Linked DNA regions of Homo sapiens: region 2 is linked to region 1. The links are chromatin loops, found by intact Hi-C in ENCODE. Cell type or tissue: mammary epithelial cell. All regions are shown on one strand.

Region 1 (2,500 bases):
ATAATTAATGCTGAAAAATTAGAAAATAAGGAAAAAGAAACTAATCAATGAATAAAATCAATTAAAACTCTACCACCCAGTAAAAACCACTGCTAGCATATCAGTGCTATATTCGTCCATAGATCCATATACATACATGATGCATGTATATTTCAAATGGGATCATGTTGTAGCCACTGTCCTGAAATCCTGAAATCTGCTTCTTTGAGCTAATGCCGTATTGTGAAGCAGCTTGCGTGCTAATAAATATGCATCTTCATCACCCATTGTAATGACTACATTATATTCCATTGTAGGCTTGAAAATATTAACAACTAACAAACCTAGTGCTTCCTCTGTGCCCAGCACTTTTCTAAGCACTGTAACAGCATGCCTGTGAGGTAGGTAGTATGATTACTCCTGTTTTACAGAGAAACTGAGTTAAGGAGAAGGTAATTAACTTGCCATTTGGGGTTCAACCCCAAATGGTCCAGGATCAGAGTCCAAGCTCTGAACACCTGGCCATGCTGCTCCTTGCCTCTTCCTTTTGGTTGGATCTTTATGTTATGTCTAATAGTTCATTATTTTAAACAGTGCAGGTTAATTTAAACCTCTACGTCCTCAAAAGAGTGGTGGTGGAGGGTGGAGGTAGAAGGGGAAGCATTGATAAGAGATGACTTTTTAATAAGAGAGTAACAGAGAGACATTCTTTTGGATAAAATCAGATTAGAAGGTGTTCATTCTCATGGTAAAAGTGAGAGCTCATAAAATCACTGTAGTTACTTAGGGGAGGGGGAATTTTCAGGCATGTGCAGAAGGCGTATTTGCAGGACTGTGAGACAGACAGATTTCACCAATTACATAGATCTACATGGAAGAAAATGTTAATAGCAACTGCGTAGTAGAAAAGAGTAGCCCTGCTAATGAAAATACAGAGTTAATTTTCTGTAGTCTGAACTTTGACCCATTGTGAAGACAGAAATAGAAGTCCTTGGCAATTAGAGTAGGAACTTGCTGTGAAGGAAGTGAACATTCATTTGAGACTGGGTGTGGTGGGAAATAAAGCAAATGATGACTCACAGACAGATCAGCGGACAAGGCGAGGCTAGGCCTGGGAGGAGCGAGGAGACCTGAACGAAGCTAGGCAGGCGCTTCTCTGTTCAGACTCACAAGGCGTCACTGGCTCACTCTGGACACAGAATATCTTTACTGATAGCTGCACATCATTATTATTTCATTTTACAAATTACACAACTGGCATATTCCCACTGTAGAATAGTTTTAAAGTGAGATGAATAAGAAGAAAGTAAAGTGAAATCCATCCATTACCTTAGACATTCTTAGATACCCATATTAAGAGTTGGCATATATTTTCACATTATTTTCCTATATACTTTTAAAATAAAGATGGGATTTTCACCACTCAACAATAAACATATAATTGCATCATTTTTCATATAATGGGATGCTATGTAGCCATTAGAAATGATAAAAATATGTTATTTGACCAAATAGTAATGGGCATTGTGCGTACATGGTCTTAACTAGCCAGTAACCATTTTTCCTTTGGTTCATGGAATTCATGAATTCTACAAAGTTAATCTTATATTGGGGTGATCTCATTGACTTTTAAGTGCCACTGCAGTTAAGTAAGAGTGGGGATGGGGTATGAACTTCAGGAGTGAAAAAAAACAAAAACAAAAACAAAACAAAATGCTTTATTACAATATCTTTTCCAAACTACTTTGGATGGCCCCGAGGAGGTCAGAAAAAGAGGAGAGCGATTATCATTAATCTTATTCCTCTCTTTACAGCCACATTAACCTGAAAGAACAAAAATGTAGAATACCTTCCTCATCTTCTCACTTTTTCTTTAACTCTCACATAGTAAGGAATCCAGAAGAATAAGGCTACAAAGCTACAGGCAAAACAGTAACAGGAATGGCAAGCATGTCCTGTTTGTGGACTAAAAACACAGAGCATTCCTTGGAAAGCCAAACTTTTGATATTGAGATTAGAAAGAGGTTTTCTAGGGCAGCACATGTCCAAGTATTAAACACAAGTCAGATCTTATGAAAGTCTAAGCAGGTCATAAAACAACCCAATGAGCTTAGAAGAGTGGAGAGCTATAGTTAGAGTGCCTGGACCCTTGATTATCTTATTTCCATGAGCTCTAATTAGCATAGTACAGAAGACATTAATGCAATCAGCCACAATTATTTATTGAGTTTCTACTATGTGTCAGATGGTTTTTTGGGTCGTGGGTATGTAATACCGAACAAAAGCATCATGGTGCCTACCCTCACAGAACTTATAAATTAGCAGCAGGGTGGGGAGTGGGGGGTGGTAAACAAGTGAACAGGTAGACAAATCATTCTAAAGAGGGACAAGATTCTAAATAGACATTTTTCCAAATAGGCTATTCAAATGGCTAATACCCACGTGGAAAGATCCTCAATTAGTCATAAGGGAAATACAAATCAAAACCACAATGAGATATTTCATCAAACACACAAGAAGG
Region 2 (2,500 bases), 99 kb before region 1:
GCAGCCTGGACCTCCCAGGCTCAAGTGATCCTCCTACCTCAGCCTCCCAAGTAGCTGGGACTATACGTGTGCACCACCATGCTCGGCTAATTTTTACATTTTTTGTAGAGAACAGGTCTCACTACGTTGCTCAGACTGATCTGGAACCCCTGGCTTCAAGTGACCCTCTCACCTCAGCCTCCCAAAGCGCTGGGATTACAGGTATGAGCCACTGCACCCCACCATTATCATTATTTTAGAGTGTACTCCTACATATAGATATAAAGTTAAGTGTAAAACAGCCTCACGCAGGTCCTTCAGGAGGTATCCAGAAGAAGGCATTGTTATCATAGGAGATGACAGCTCCATGCCTGTTACTTCCCCTGAGGACCTTCCAGTGGGACAAGCTGTGGAGGTGGAAGACAGTGAGATTGACAATCCTGAGCCTGTGTAGGCCTAGGCTAATGTCTGTGTTTGTGTAAAAACACACACAAAAATAAAATAAAAAGTTTGAAAATAGAAAAAAGTTTACAGAATAAGGATATAAAGAAAGAAAACATTTCTGTACAGCTGTACAATGTATATTTTAAGCTGTTATTACAAAAGAGTCAAAAAGCTAAAAAAATTCGAAGGTGTATAAAGTAAAAACGTTACAGTAAGCTAAGGTTAATTTATTATTGAAGAAAGAAAAATATTTTAAACATAAATTTAATGTAGCCTAAGTGTACAGTGTTTATAAAGTCTACTGTAGTATACAGTCATGCCCTGTGCCTTCACATTCACTCACCACTCACTGACTCACCCAGAGCAACTTCCAGTTTTGCAAGCTCCATTTGTGGTAAGTGCCCTATACAGGTGAACCATTTTTTATCTTTTATACCATATATTTACTATACTTTTTCTATGTTTAGATATACAAATACTCACCATTGTATTACAGTTGCCTACAGTATTCAGTACAGGAACATGCTATACAGGTTTGTAGACTAGGAGCAATAGGTTATACCATCTAGACTAGGTGTGCAGGAGGCTACACCAACTAGGTGTGTGTAAGTACCTCTATGATCGAACAATGATGAAATCACCAAACGATGCATTGCTCAGAACATAGCCCCATTGTTAAGTGATGTGTGACTATAATTACACTACTGGGATTACATTTGGGAGAAGTAAGGTCTTCCTTTCTCTTTTTATGAGTTGGAAGATGTATTGAGAAAATCTGCCTTCAGCTGCTATAGTGGTGAGGTGGTGGTAGTTCTCTCTTGCTTCCTGTTAATCATTTACATTTATATGGCCTATTACAACAAAACATTTCAAAGAACCTCATAAACGTGAGGATTGATTCAATTAAACTGTACTTCTGGTCTCTGGGATGAATATGACAATGTTTTGTTCATCTCAGAACTGGAAAATTAAGGCCCAGAAGTTGTAAAGATATTTCTCATTCCAAATTCTGCATATATATATATTATATGAATAAATAATTCAAGAGAGTGAGGAAAAATCATATTTTTTTCTCCTTTGAGCTGGAAACAAAAACCCTTTGTACAGATTTTGATGATTCTTACTTCCTCCAAACCTTAGCTTTATTCATATGTTCTGCAAACTAAACCACCATTATGAAACCAACTGAAACTGTGATCACAGGAGGCCATAAATAAATTAGCTAAAGAATTAAAATCCTCCTGGTCAGGGATTAAGCCTTTTATGATCTTTCTCCTCTATGAAAATACCTTAATCTCTCCTCCTCTGAATTTTCCATTTATATTGCTTATATCAACGGTTCTTAATTTTAAAAACGTGACCCCTCTTCTTGCACTCTGAATTTTTATGTCCTCGCAAAAGATATCATAATTCTTTTTTAGAAATTACAACTGTATCTAATAGGAAAGCTAAGGAATGGCATTCATGTGATTTTTTTTTCTTTTCTTTTGAGGCAGAGTCTTGCTCTGTTGCCCAGGCTGGAATACAGTGTTGCGATCTCAGCTCACTGCAATCTCCGTCCCCCGAGTTCAAGCGGTTCTCCTGCCTCAGCCTCCTGAGCAGCTGGGATTATAGGCACCTGCCACCACGCCCAGCTGATTTTTGTATTTTTATTAGAGACAGGGTTTCACCATGATGGACAGGATGGCCTCGAACTCTTGATCTTAAGTGATCCGCCCGCCTCGGCCGCCCAAAGTGCTGGGATTACAGGCGTGAGCCATTGTGCCTGGCCGGGAAAAATACATTTTTGATATCGAATATCTCAGTCCCTTTTATAACTCTGTAAGCCCCGGGGAGTCTGAAATGCACAAGCAAAAATCTCTGGCTGATTTCAGTCAGCCATTTGGGGGCTTATTTGCTTTGTTTTCTAATTGCTTCTCAACATTTAGTTTGAGAGGATAGAAATTAGGCCATTTTTTTCATCTGTTATAGGACTGGCCACACAGTAGTGCTTCAGAAACTAGTTGCTCATTTATTGCTTGGTCCATTCTCTTGATTTTCTTTTGCCTGGGAGGAAACACTGCACTGACCTTTCAAC

What was found. A loop is a pair of places that touch in the nucleus more often than their neighbours do. Peaks named below come from ENCODE experiments on the same cell type or tissue, not always from the same donor. Only the 100,000 strongest peaks of a DNase experiment are listed, where the experiment ranks them.
Region 2: it touches region 1 in a loop (4-fold over the local background); 4 of 110 quality-filtered maps call a loop at or near these places.

The regions. Positions count from the first base shown.
Region 1 is chrX:13,100,857-13,103,356 of GRCh38, forward strand. No RefSeq gene overlaps it. Among named protein-coding and RNA genes, the nearest start is that of FAM9C, 57 kb to the left of the region's middle. RefSeq lists a silencer at 1,994-2,288. In mammary epithelial cell, no CTCF peak of the experiment used is centred here; DNase peaks (open chromatin) are centred at 1,065 and 2,455; H3K27ac peaks cover 2,230 bases.
Region 2 is chrX:13,001,382-13,003,881 of GRCh38, forward strand. No RefSeq gene overlaps it. Among named protein-coding and RNA genes, the nearest start is that of TMSB4X, 28 kb to the left of the region's middle. In mammary epithelial cell, no CTCF peak of the experiment used is centred here; DNase peaks (open chromatin) are centred at 810 and 1,050; H3K27ac peaks cover 1,623 bases.